Linked DNA regions of Homo sapiens: region 1 is linked to region 2. A link is a contact called in ENCODE Hi-C data. All regions are on one chromosome and are shown on one strand. The core of a region is the stretch at or near the end of the contact, and the rest is flanking DNA. Distances in the headings are between cores, read along the strand shown.

Region 1 (7,381 bases), core at 3,500-5,999, 490 kb after region 2:
AGAACAAAATGAGAAATGAAAAGTAAGGTATTACAACTGATGCCACAAAAATACCAAAGATCATCAGAGGTTATTATGAACAACTATACGCTAACTGGAAAATCTAGAGGAAATGGATAAATTCCTAGACAGATAATTTACAAAGATTGAATCAGAAAGAAATAGAAAACTAGAGCAGACCAATAATGAGTAATGAGATTGAACTGGTATTAAAAAGCCTCCCCAAAAAGAGAAGTCCAGGTTTGGATGTCAGAAGAACTAATGATTCTCCTCAATCTATTCCAAAAAAAACTGAAGGGGCAGGAGTTCTCCTTAATTTATTCCATGAAACCAGCATTGCCATGATAACAAAACCAGAAAAGAATGTAAAAACAACAACAACAACATCATCATCATTATAGGCCAAGATCCCTGATAAACACAGATGCAAAAATCCTCACAATATACTAGTAAACCAAATCCAACAGCACACAAAAAAGATGATACACCACAATCAGGGATGCAAGGATGAGTTGACATAATACACCACATCAACAGAAAGAACAAAAGCCATATCATAATCTCAACAGATGCCGAAAAAGCATTTGACAAAATTCAACATCCCTTCATGATAAAAGCTGTCAACAAACTAGGTATAGAAGGAACATATCTCAACATAATAAAGGCCATACATGACGAACCCATACCTCAACATAATAAAGGTCATACATGATGAACCCATAGCTGACATCATACTGAATAGAGAAAAGCTGAATGCTTTTCCTTTAAGATCTGAAATAAGACAAGAATGCCCCCTACATCACTCCTATCCAACACAGTACTGGAATTCTTAGCCAGAACAATCAGGCAAAGGGAAAGAAATAAAAAGCATATAAACTAGAAAAGAGAAACCCAAATTGTCCCTCTTTGCAAGTGATATGGTCTTATAACTACAGAAACCTAAAGACTCCACCAAAAAACTCTTAGATCTGAGAAATAAATTCATATTAAATAGGTAAAGTTGCAGGATACAAAATCAACCTACAAAAATCAGTAGCCTTTCTATACATCAAAAATGAACTAGCTGAGAAAGAAATCAAGAGGGCATTTCCATTTACAATAGCTGCAATAAAAATAAAATACTCAGGAATAAATTTAACCAAAGAGGTGAAAGACCCCTACAAGGAAAAGCACAAAACACAGACGAAAGACACTGAGAGGACACAAACAAATGCAAATACATGCTGTGGTCATATATTGGAAGAATCAACATTGTGAAAATGCTCATACTACTCAAGGCAATCTACAGATTCAATGCAATCCCTATCAAAATACCAATGTCATTTTTCACAGAAATAGAAAAGACAATCGGAAAATTTGTATGGAAACAAAACAGTGGCCAAACAGCCAAAGCAATCCTGAGTGTAAAGAACAAAGCTAGAGGCATCTCACTACTTGACTTCAAAATACACTGCAAGGCTATAGTAACCAAAACAGCATGGTATTGATATAAAAACAGACACATAGACCAATGGAACAGAATAGAAAACTCAGAAATAAATCCAGGTATTCATAGCCAAATAACTTGACAGAGGCAATAAGAACACATACTGGGGAAAAGAACACCCTTGTAAATAAACGCTGCTGGGAAAACAGAATATCCATATGCAGAAGAATGAAACTGGACCCCTGTCTCTCACCATATTCAAAAATCAACTCAAGATGGATTAAAGACTTAAATGTATACCCTAAATTATAAAACCAGTAGAAGAGGACAGGCTTCAGGACATTGGTCCTACAAAGATATTGTGGATAAAACCTCAAAAGCACAGGTAATAAAAACAAAAATAGACAACTTAGAGTGTATTAAACTAAACAGTTTTTGCACAGCAAAGGAAACAATTAACAGAGTGAAGAGACAATTTGTAGAATGGGAGATATTTTGCAAACTATTTATGTGACAAGGGATTAATATCCAGAATATACAAGGAACTCAAACAGCTGAACAGTAAAATAACAAACAATCCCATCAAAAAGTGGGCAAAGGTCTACAGTAACCAAAACAGCATGGTACTGGTACAAAAACAGACACATAGACCAGTGGAACAGAATAGATAACCCAGAAATAAAGCTGCACACCTACAGCCACCCAATCTGCGACAAAGTTGACAAAAATAAGTAATGGAGAAAGGACTCCCTATTCAATCAATGGCGCTGGGATAGCTGGTAAGCCACATGCAGAAGAATGAAACTGGATTCCCACCTTTCACCATATAAAAAAAAAATTCAAGATAAATTAAAGCTGTAAATGTAAAACCTCAAAACTATAAGAATCCTAGAAGAAAATCTAGGAAACACCATTTTGGATACTGACCTTGGGGAAGAATTTATAACTAAGTCCTCAAAAACAATTGCCAACAAAAACAAAAATTGACAGGTAGGACCTAATTAAAGAGCTTCTGAACAGTAAAAGAAATTGTCAACAGAGTAAACAGACAACCTACAGAATGGGAGGAAATATTCACAAACTATGCATCCAAAAAGGCATAATCTAAGATCCAGAATCTATAAGGAACTTAAAGAGTTGAACAAGTAAAAACCAAATAACCCCATTAAAAAGTGGGCAAAGGACACGAACAGACACTTCTCAAAAGAAGACATACAAGTAGCCAACAGACATATGAAAAAAAGCTCAACATCACTAATCATCAGAGAAATGCAAATCAAAACCACAATGAGATACCATTTCACACCAATCAGAATGGCTATTACTAAAAAGACAAAAAAACAAGAGATGCTGGTGAGGGCGTGAAGAAAAGAGAACACCTATACGTTGTGGGAATGTAAATAAGTTCAGCCACTGTGGAAAGAAGTTTGGAGATTTCTCAAAGAACTTAAAACTACTGTTTGACCCAGCAATCCCATTTCTGGGTATATATCCGAAAGGAAACAAATTGTTCCACCAAAAAGACACATGCACTAGTATGTTCATTGCAGCACTATTCACAACAGCAACGACACGGAGTCAACCTAGGCGCCCATCAATGGCAGACTGGATAAAGACAATATGATACATATACATCATGAAATACTATGAAGCCATAAAAAAGAAGAAAATCATGTCCTTTGCAGCAACATGAATGGAGCTGGAGGCTATTATCCTAAGTGAATTAACACAGGAACAGAAAACCAAATATGGCATGTTCTCACTTATAAGGGGGTACTAAACATTCGGTACTCATGGATGTAAAGATGGCAACAATAGTAACTGGGGACTACTAGAGGGGGTGGGAGGGAGGGATCATTTGTACCCTAAACCTCAGCATCATGCAATATGACCAGGTAACAAATCTGCACAGGGACCCCTGAATCTAAAATACAAGTTGAAAAAGAAAGGAAAACAAAAATGAGCAAGAACCTGCATAGAAATTTCTTAAAAGAAGACATACAAATGGCCAACAGGTAAATGAGAAAAATGTTCAATATCACTAATCATCCAAGAAATGCAAATCAAAACCACAGTGAGACACCCTCTTACACCAATCAGAATGGCTATTATTAAAAAGACAAAAAAAAAATAGCAGAAGCTGGCAATGATGCAGAGAAAAGAGAATTCTTATATACTGTTGGTAGAAATATAAATTAGTACAGTTATTATGGAAAATAGCATGGAGATTTCTCAAAAAGACTAAAAATTGAGCTAACATATGATCTAGTAATTCCACTACTGTGCATTTTTCCAAAGGAAAGGAAATCAGTATATCAAAGGGATACGTGCACGCCCATGTTTACTTCAGCACTATTCACAATAGCAAAGATACGGAATTGACCTAAGTGTCCATCAAGGAACAAATGAATAAAGAAAACGTGGTATACACATAACAGAACACTATTTATGCACAGACATAAAACAGAATGAAATCACGTCATTTGCAGCAACATGGATAGAACTGGAGGTCATTATGTTAAGTCAAATAACCCAGGCACAGAAAGATAAATACTGCATGTTCTCATTCACATGTGGGAGCTAAAAAAGTTGATTTTATGGAGGTAGGGAGTAGAATGATAGATACCAGAGACTGGGAAGGCTGTGTGTGTGTGTGGAGAGGGGAATGAAGATAGGTTGGTTAATGGGTACAAACATGCAGTTAGATAGAAGAAATACATTCCAGTGTTCAATAGCAGAATAGGGTGACTATAGTTAACAATGCGTTGTATTTTTCAAAATAGCTAGAAGAGAGGACTTGAAATGTTCCCAACACATAGAAATGATAAAAACTCAAAGTGACGGACACCTCACATAATGTGACTTGATCATTACATACACATTCTATACACGCAATGAAATATCACACGTACCCCATAAATATGTACAAATATTATTAATTTACTCCACAGTCATTTATCAAGCACTTACTGTATGCCAAGTGCTTTACTAGGCGCTGACAATACCCCAGTGTTTAATTTCACTGTTTAGGGATGGTAGCCAGCCATGCTTCAGTCCTGGCTCACTCTGAATATCAGTCTGTGTTGGATTTCCTTCTGGAAGTGACAGATACAGCTCAGGACAAGCTCCCTTTAGGGATGACTTACAACCCTGTTGAAGGGAAACCTGAGGTCCTTCCCTTGGGGCAGGCAGGGCATACCATTCAAATAAGCGTTCTGGATGTCGATGGCCTTGGTGGACTGGTCATCGGCCGAGCAGTGCGGGTGGTGGGTCGGGGCCACAAACACCTCCAGCATCCCTTTGGTAAGACCCGGCTCGAACATCATGCTGCGGCTCCTCACACTCACGTTCTCGCAGCCTGGGTACAGGTTGTTGATGCTCACTGAGACTGCAGGATGGAAAGGATCACATGAGTACTCGATGGGGGCAGCGTGTGCCTGTCTCCCTCCCAGGCTGGCCCTGAGGTTTCCTTTTCTGGAGCACGCCTCTGTCCCCACCCCAACTCTGGCTTCAGGCTGAGTGTGTCTGCCCTCACACGTGCAGGGCAGCAGTGTTCCCAGCAAGGCTGTGGGCTTTTCCGCTTGCTCTACCTCCCCACAACCTTTTCTGCCCCGCCCTGTTGCCCGGGTGGCTGGTCCTAGGGATTGTGTCTCTAGGCTGGCTTGCCATGTGATTTCTGCTTAGGGTCAGCCAACGGGAGGCTGTGGAGAGGGTGGGAGGGCAGAGGTCGGGTTTCTTCCCTTCTCACTTCCTGCTACTTTGCTGATACTCGCAGTCTCTGTCTTCCTCCAGCTCCCACTGAGCGACTTCTCTCTCTTGCACATGAGATTATTATTGCAGGTTAAATGGAAAATGATTTCAGACAGTAGCAGGCCATAGCATTAAATAATGCTGAATCACACACTGTGAAAGCTACTCCTTTTTGAAATTCCCTTGAAGGCCTTTCAGTTGTTCTTGCAGCGAGTCTCCACTTGAGGCCTTCCGATTTTAGCATTTCCTCAACACCTGCTCATCTTCCCTTTTAATGAAGAGGGTGTGGGCATTGGCGTTTAGCGGGATTTTATTCACATTGGTTGCTGTTCACTGCATTTATTTTTACTTATGGCAGTGACACTGGGTTCCCATTTATGATAGGGATATTAACTTTCATTTTCAAATCAATGTATTTTAGTACATTTTAAAAAGTGAGTCAGTTTAAAGGAAACATTATGTAAACAATGGTGAACTTGTGGGTGTTGTACGGGAGCTGAATAACAGAGTCTGGGTCCCCTGCGTTTAGGCATAGAGCCTGTGCTTCCTCACTGTCTCAGTTACTCACTGGCCTGCCCTGCTCCCCGTCTCTCCCACCAGGCTTGTGCAGGCAGAAGCTGCCTTTCTGGTCAGGGCTGTGACCCAGGGCCCACAGAGAGTGCTCTGTAAGAACTTGGTGAACGAATTGCATTGGAGAAGGGATTCATTGATCTTAACTGCAGTACCATTGGTTTACCATTAATACAATAGACATTGCGAGGCACTAAAGAAGTGACCATTTCACCTGGGTATCTGACTTTAAAACAGGCGATCCAAACACCAAGGTAATCCCTTACTTAAAGACCAAAGAGTTAAGACTTTGGACATGGATAATGGGGGTATCCAACGGAGGGGATGAGGAGAAGAAAAGTGGATCCTAAGGGCAGGATTAGGTACAGGGAAAGGAGAAAGGGCACTAGGAGGGCAAGATTTATTCTTAAAAACACCAACACATATTCTATTTCTGTAGGAAAGTTGGCAGATAGGAATGTAAATAGAAAACAAAAGCAAAATGATGTAAGTCTTGATGTCAACATAGCTGCCATTTTAGTGTATTTCTCTGCATATTGTTAATCCCAGCCTGCAAAAGCTGCTGGGTTGCCCAAGAATGGGTCTGTCCACTTCCCTGTGACCTGGAATTTGTGTCTGGGTGCCTGCCTGTCAGGAACAAGCCTTCTTTTAGTGGCATGTGGCCCTGTGCTTAATGAGAGCAGACGTTGGTAAATGGCAGTCATTCCTGCTCCTCGGTGACAGTTTTCGTTGGGAGGATAAAAGGTTAGGACAGGCTTTGTACAAGGTGTTATGAAAACAATAATTTCATGGGGAAGCACCGAAATCCCAGGAAATCATTTTTGTTAGCTACTGCCCCCTGGCGGTGTAACGTGACGGCTCCCAGGAGACCCACTTTACCTGGTCACCGGGAATTCCTCCCGCAGGCTCCTCTCCGCGGGAATAGGAATGGCTTCTTCAAATACTCTTCCTGGACATTCATGCCTCCTATGACCTTGGATGTTTTCCTTCCCACAGCTCAACAGCCACAACCCTCAGTGTCCCCACAGCTGAGTGATGTGTGCAACAGAAAACTTCGAGGGGACCCCGTCCGGTCTCCTGGCTGGGAGCTCAGCCTTGGCCTCCAGCGTTCTCAAGAGAACGGCAGTGGAAAAGGGCCAAAATTCTAAAAGCAAACTTCTTGCTGTCTGATGATATAAATGTTGCCATGTAGGCATCTCTCTCATTGAAGGGAAAAGGGCCTGACAATTCTAGGAGAGGTCACTGGTGTCCAGAGCCCTGGCCTGAAAGAGACCCCAGCACGGCCTGCCAGGCACGAGCAGTGCCCCCTGGCAGGTGACAGTGTTGCTGCTTCAGGAACCAGGCCCAGTCCCTGGAGGCATGCTCAGGAGCGGCAGTTCCTCGGGTGTCTAACAAAGCCACGCTGCTCCGTTGGCCCCCAACACACATACCCTCTGCCAAAGTCCAATCTCCCCAGGCCGCCCTCGCGGTGCCCTGTGCTTGTGCCCTGCTCTGCATTTCCCGGGCGCTGTCTGATGCTGATGTACAAGCTGTGAGGGCAGCAAGTGCCTGGTGACCCGCCCAGTCCAGGGATGGGGGCATCTTGTCTGTCTCATCCACCTCCAAGTCCAGCTGCCGAGCTATGCCTCCTGCCCA
Region 2 (7,332 bases), core at 663-3,162:
CTGGACTGAGTTGAGGTGACAGTAGCCACTTAGTGGAAACCTGACGATGTGCGTGGAGTCGTGATTCCAGCCTGCACTGATAAAGTTGCACATCACATCGCCGATCTCTGGAAACACTTCTTCTACCAAGGATTTGTCACCACTTAGCGTGATCCTTTCTCTGAGGTCTGGGGCCACACAAACAACAAGGCACTCACAGGGCCTTGAAAAGCGACCAGTTTCTCTGTCCTGCTTCCATCTTTCCATCTCCAACAACATGGGCTGAAGCTGAAAATATTTTGCCTCTTCATATAACAAAGTGTAGTCCTTGAAATCATCAAGAATGAGGAGTTTGGATGTTCGTAGAAAATTCAAGATATATCTGAACATCTGTCCATCTCTGTCAGTGAAATAGTGCTGTTTGAGACTGTCCAAAACTATGGGCTCTGTACCATCACAAAGTCTTCTGATTCTGGATACAGGGTATTTGGTGAGGGTGGCCAGGCTGCTGGTGTACATGTGGCTGCCCACATCAGTGTGGACATGCGCATTGGATTTTGTGAGTTGTGCCGGAGTAGGGGTGCCTTGGTTGTTCAGTGGAGATGCAGGGGATCTAGTGATCAGAGGTCTTAACATATGAGGCCGACTGTCCCTCTGGCGGAGAATTGCGCGGGCCCCGGGCGGGAGAGAAGGAGGGCCAGCGGGAGGGCGGGACGGTCTCGCTTCTCTAGGCAATGCCCGAGGAGTAGTGCCCCTTCCACTGCCCCCTCATTGCCCCCTGGAGCCAGGGGTTCGGGGCAGCAGGTGCGCCGGGCGTGCCGTGGTGCTGCCATGGGAAACCCGTGTCTGGGGCCGCCCTGAGCGGAGCGGAGCCTATCAGTGATTTAATTGTTTAAAATGGCCCCCAAGTGTACTGCTGAAGTGCTGTCTAATGTTCCTAAGTGCAGAAAGGCTGTGATGTGCTTTACAGAGAAAATATACCTGTTAGACAAGCTTGGCTCAGGCATGAGTTACAGTGCTGTTGACAGTAAGTTCAACAGCAATGAGTCAACAATATGTTACATCCAGAAGGAGGAAGAGGAAAGTCATTGACGCAGATGTGAGGCCACTCTGAAAAGTGCCCAAGTAACATCTATAGTACCTGGTAAAGTTATGGAAAAACAAGAAGAAGAAAAAAAACCAGTGAAATTTGTGGATTCATGAGATGACATTAAAAGTTTGGTGGACTGGCCAGGCGCGGTGGCTCGCCTGTAATCCCAGCACTTTGGGAGGCTGAGGCAGGCGGATCACGACGTCAGGAGTTCGCGACCAGCCTGACCAACATGGTGAAACCTCATCTCTACTAAAAATACAAAAATTAGCCGGGCGTGTTGGTGCGCGTAATCCCAGCTACTCAAGAGGCTGAGGCAGGAGAATCTCTTGAACCCGGGAGGTGGAGGTTGCAGTGAGCCAAGATTGCACCACTGCACCCCAGCCTGAGCGACAGAGCGAGACTCCATCTAAAAAAAAAAAAGTTTAGTGGACAGCATTGTTGTGAGGCTGACAGCCAAATAAATTTTTAGTCACATTACCCAAGGTCAGGAAAACGCAAAACTCTTCCCAGCTTGAGTTTTATTATAAAGAATAATACATACAGTTAACTATTGGTAAGAAACGTATATTAAACAAGGTGTCTGTAGATAAAAACACATAAAACAAAAATATGTATTGGTTGGATGACAAAAATGTAGTGATCAGAGGCGTGGAAGCTAACCCTGTATTTCTCCAGGAGCAGTGGTTCAGTATGGGCTAATAGTGTTCACAGTGTCTTTAGAGAACATACTCCAGCACTCACCAAGGCCATGCTTCTTGCATCACAGCTATGCTTCCTGCACCCACCAAGGCCATGCCTCCTGTGTTATAGCCATGCCTCCTGTACCCACCAAGGCCATGCCTCCTGTATTCACCACTGCTATACACCCCATTCAATAGCCACACTACACTTCCTACACCACAGCCTTGCCCCCTGCACCCACCACAGCTGTGACTATCCAATAGCCACACCTCCCCTACCACAGCCACACCCCCAGCACCCACCACAGCCACACTCAGCACCCTCCACAGTCACACCCCCTCCACAGCCACACTCCGTCCATAACCACACCCGCTCCACAGCCACGCTTCCTGCACCCACCACAGCCACACCCCAGCACTCTCCATAGCCATACTTCCTGCACTTTCCACGGCCACGCCTCTTGCTCTGGCCTTCACAGGCTGCAGTAACGTCTCCTCTCCTCCCTCCTTTCCCTTAACCTTTGTGGCTAATCTTTAGGTTCCCCCAACATGGCTTTTCTTTTACTTCTGCCGATACTTCTGGTTAAATTCTTTTCATTTAAATGCTCTCCAGCATCTATCTCTCTTCTTTCAGACCTTGGCTGACTTCCTTCTTTCTCAGCTGCTCGGAAGCTGTCTGGCCTCTCCACAGGATCCATCCATTTCTCCGCCTTCCAGAATCCCCTTTTCCCCTCAGACTTCAGCAGGAACCTGTGCCAATGAGATCCACAGAGCAGAGTAATTTCTCTTCGATATCGTCAATCTCTCCTCCTCTAAGGAGATAGGAATAGCACGGGTAGTTGCAGGAGTATGGACAAACCCAAAGAACCCCTGAAGCAGGGGCTAGGCAAATAATCCACAGGGTAGAGAAAGCCCAAAATAAGGCAGAGAAAATGACCAAAACCCTGGTCAGGGTGACATGTCCATGACTCTTCCAGGTAAACCCAAATAAGGGAGAAAGGAGGCAATAACAGGAGCGGGGAGGAGTCCCTGAAATCCCCTCCTTTTCCAGAATACCTAATGAGCATTCCACCCCCTTATTAAAGAAACATCCGGGCTGGGCGCGGTGGCTCACACCTGTAATCCCAGCACTTTGGGAGGATGAGGCAGGCAGATCAGGAGGTCAGGAGATCGAGACCATCCTGGCTAACACGGTGAAACCCTGTCTCTACTAAAAAATACAAAATATCAGCCGGGTGTGGTGGCCGGCGCCTGTAGTCCCCGCTACTCGGGAGGCTGAGGCAGGAGAATGGCGTGAACCCGGGAGGCGGAGCTTGCAGTGAGCCGAGATCGCGCCACTGAACTCCAGCCTGGGCGAAAGAGAGACTCCGTCTCAAAAAAAAAAGACAGAAAGAAAGAAAGAAAGAAGAAAGAAAGAAAGAAAGGAAAGAAAGAAAGAAAGAAAGAAAGAAAGAAAGAAAGAAAGAAAGAAAGAAAGAAAGAAAGAAATAGAAAGAAAGAAAGAGAAAGAAACATCCCTAAAATAAGAAACCCAGCCTCCGTTGTGCCTGACTTGTTCTCACGGGCATGGCTACGCTCCTCTCAAGAGCACACTTTCGCTTTGCAATGGAAGCTTCTCGCCTTGCGCTTCATTCTGACTCGACTCCCCCCTGAATTCGTTCTTGTGATGCTGTCAAGAACCTGGAAAACCGGCTGGGGCTGGGGTCTCACTGGCATCCAGAGACCTTCCCGAGCCCTCCAGCAACACTCACAGCCTCTTTCTCTCGAGATATAAACAAAATTGCATGATTTTCACCTTAAAAGATAGAGAGCTATCCACCTCAAGTCTTCTTCATAGCCAAATTTCTAAAAATAGTTTCATTTCCCTCCTAACTTCCCTTCTGGCTCAACCCCATTTAAAATCTAGCTTCCACCTTCTTCCCTCTATTGAGACTACTAGAACACAGGACTCCAGTTTTACCCAGAATCATGAGAGTTGTAGACACTTCCCATCCTTCTCCTGCATGCCCTCCCGCTGACTTTTGGCACAGATGCCATCCCCTCCTTCCTTCCTCATTGCTCCATTTCTGTGATTGCTGCTCTTCTCTCCACTGCCACTTCGTTCTCAGTGACTTGAATGTTCAGATTTCTCTCCTTCTCCCAGTCTCTCACATCGTTCTCCTTAAAGGATCTGTGGATTCACCCAGCCCAAATGCCAATGACTGTCAAGTCTCTCTCTAGATAAATCTCTCTTTAGTACTCCAGACCAATCTTCCAAACTGCTGCCTGGGTTTCTACAATAAAAACCCAAACCACGATTTGCATCTTAACTTTATGTGCCCAAAGCAGAAGCTCTGTCTTCTCTTCATCAAACTTATCCTGTGTTTCCTGAGATACCTGGTTTGGGCATTTCCTACCGTGTCACTCAATTTCAAAACCTGGGAGCTGACCCGCTGATCTCAAGATAATCATCCAATCATTTTAACCCTGACTCCTGTAGTGGTGAATTCTGTGTGTCAACTTGATTGGGCCACAGGATGCCCAGATATTTAGCAACACATTGTATTTAATATATAATGGATGTGTCTGTGAAGGTGTTTCTGGAAGACAGCAGCATTTGAATTCGTGGACTGAGAAAAGCAGGTGGCCCTCCCCGATGTGGGTGGGCAGCGTCCAATCTGTTGAAGGCCTAAATAGAACAAAAAAGGTGGAAGAGGGTTGAATTCACTCTGCCTGGCTGTTGAAGCTGGGCCATTGATTTTTTCCTGCCTTCAGTGCTCCAGGTTCTCAGGCCCTCAAACTTAGACTGGAATCTACGAATCTACATCACTGGCTTTCACGCCCTCAGGCCTTTGAAGTACACCATCAACTTTCCTGAGTCTCCAGCTTGCAGGCAGTAGACCATGAGTCTTCTCAGCCTCCATAATCCTGTGAGCCAATTCCTCATAATAAATCTCTACACACACACACACACACACACACACATTCTATTTGTTCTGTTTCTTTGGAGAATTGTAATAATACTCCTAAATATTTCTCAGATTTGTCCTGCCTCTTTCACCATTGCCTTATTTCAGATTCATCTTCTCTCACCTGGATGAATGCAATAATCTTCTAGCTGAGTGGTTCTCAAAATGTGCTTCCTGGACCAGTAGCCGCAGCATCCGCCATGCTAGACCTTCTCACTAGACATCCAATTTAAAAGAATGTCCAAGTTATAAGACTCCAAGAATGTGACAGTTTTCTAAATTGTTTGCTTTATTAGCTAAAAACATGAAAGTGGATAAATCACACAGCTTGTCAAGATCCTGATTCTTTTTTGCATCCCCTTCCTCTGTTCAATTCTGTTCCAAAATTAAAGTGATTCAAAGCACCTGTGTTCATTAGCCACATGTTTTCTTTCTCATTTCCATCTGCATTTCCAAAGCCTTAACTGCTTACTATTTTTAGGAAGATGAAGGCAATAGATCTTTTGTTCTTTTTCTATTAACAAGGATCTGTACGTATCTAACACACAGTTCCCTTTTTTATGACTTTGGAACATCATGAAAGCATTTCATGATATTTCATTAAAAAACAAACCCTGAACAATGGTTTTAAACCCTGGGAAGAACTTAGAATCAAGATTTTTAAAATACAACTGAAAAACATGGTAGGAACAAAGTTAAACTGATGCTTGTAGTGAGAGGTGCCAGGCAGATGGGGCCATTGGCAGTGGGTGGGACCCTCTGCTCCCACAGTGACTGTTCCCACGCAGACAGGTGCAGTTTCCCCTTCAGCCATCAATACCTTTGCTACCATGATTACAGTTGTGTCAACAGGTTCTCAGGCTATTGTTCCCATTTATTTAACTGGGGGAGCTTTGAAAACCCCCGATGTCCAAACCAATGTCCTCAGACCCCTGGGATTGGAGGGAAAGCAGGGGATCAGGATGTTTTAAAGAGCCCTGGTGATTGCAGCGTGTCACTGAGGTTGAGAACCATAAATTAAACTGTTTCTTTCCAGAAAGTACTTACAGATTATGTGATTGATCTCTTGCTGTTCTTCTCCTGCTAATGAATGATTTTTTTCTGACAGAGACAATAGAAATTCAGTTTTTCAAGGAACTGCTTCTTTAGTGACCTACTGCAAAGGCAAAGAGGCAAAATGTCAACAACAACAATAATAATAATATCTAATGTCAGATGGCCATGTATAGGAATCCAATTATTTTCAGAAAAATAAACTATCAAGAAATTGGTTTTATAACCCATAAATGCAGAATTGAAAAGAAGAATCTTAGTTGGGAAAACTGAGATTAGATTAGTTTGATTTTTTAAATTATCAAATGCAAATGTCTCAGCAAAGATTATGTTGACTTTGTGTGTGTGTGTGTGTGTGTTTGTGTGTGTGAGCAAAATGCCTACTTTGTTTTTATCAACTGAACCAGCAAGTAACACTTAAAAGTCTCAGCAGGGGAAGACTTATGAACAATCAATCTTCTGGCTGCTGTGCAGCCAAAGGAGATTATTTGATCATCAATTATTAAGTAAGGAAAGTCAACATAGATGTCTCCAGATTCTAACATGTGCCCTAAACAGTTTCTTAAATAGGCTAGTATGCACCCAGTATGTTTGTTTATATTTATCATGGGTTTATATATATATATCCTTAAAATATTTTAAGTATACCATTACATTATAACACTGTGTTCATTATAACATATGCAAAAATAGAAATTAAAAGGGATAAATTGGAGATGAAATAAGCATTATTTAAAAATGCATTATATCTAATGATATAAAAACTTATTTTACTTTCACTAGAAAACATTATTCTAATACAGTAATGTGATTGGATGTGTATTGTTATTTTTGAAAAATTGAGCTTGAATCTTTTGATACAAATTCTTTTGTGAAGTTCTGGCTCTAGATTCCGTTTATTTTGATGCCTGGTTTCTATCTCCATCACTGTTGCAAAGGCTTCTTTGAAACACAAGAATCCAGACAGAAGCCTGTGGCTGTGCTGCCCTTGCCAGCTGTGCATCCCAGAGTCCAGGTCCACCTGCTGGCTTTGCAGAGATCTGAAGGGAATCAGGCTCATCTTTCCTGATGCAGTTCAGGCGGCCGTGCAAATCGATTAGAAGAGGTTTTACTTTTTATGTTTTATGAAGTGGGTTCTTCATTGGGAAGATTTCAAAACATTAAAAAAACTCTATTCCTCAATTTTTAAGTGTGTTATAAGAAATTTCACAATGACAGAATTTTCTCATCTCTCTTTCAAAAAAGTTCATTTTTTTCTCCTTGTTAGAATCTAAAATTTGCCTTGAAAGAGTAGATTTTTGTCTGTTCTTTTTTCGTTGTTGTTGTTGTTGTTGAGACGGAGTCTCGCTCTGTTGCCCAGACTGGAGTGCAGTGGTGCGATCTCGGCTCACTGCAAACTCTGCCTCCCGGGTTCACGCCATTCTCCTGCCTCAGTCTCCTGAGTAGCTGGGACTACAGGCACCTGCCATCACGCCCGGCTAATTTTCTGTATTTTTAGTAGAGACGGGGTTTCACCGTGTTAGCCAGGATGGTCTCGGTCTCCAGACCTCGTGATCCTCCTGCCTCGGCCTCCCAAAGT

The links. Hi-C counts contacts between places; a loop is a spot of excess contacts on that map. Pooled maps may share reads with other maps.
Region 1: a map of naive thymus-derived CD4-positive, alpha-beta T cell shows a loop between it and region 2 (5-fold over the local background). The contact joins two enhancer-like sites. A Hi-C loop is called at or near these places in 2 of 168 maps with a recorded cell type or tissue (endothelial cell of umbilical vein and naive thymus-derived CD4-positive, alpha-beta T cell) and 8 of 50 pooled maps.

Annotation. Positions count from the first base shown.
Region 1 is chr9:87,683,984-87,691,364 of GRCh38, reverse strand. It overlaps DAPK1 (death associated protein kinase 1), which reads right to left. Exons shown (of 26, transcript NM_004938.4): 21 at 4,626-4,814. Among named protein-coding and RNA genes, the nearest start is that of CTSL, 38 kb to the left of the region's middle. Within about 2 kb of position 4,749, at least 5 of the 41 ENCODE cell types and tissues checked have a DNase peak (open chromatin) inside an H3K27ac peak, as active enhancers do.
Region 2 is chr9:88,173,956-88,181,287 of GRCh38, reverse strand. It overlaps the pseudogene LOC389768. Among named protein-coding and RNA genes, the nearest start is that of SPATA31C2, 39 kb to the right of the region's middle. RefSeq lists enhancers at 218-809, 810-1,402. Within about 2 kb of position 1,912, at least 2 of the 41 ENCODE cell types and tissues checked have a DNase peak (open chromatin) inside an H3K27ac peak, as active enhancers do.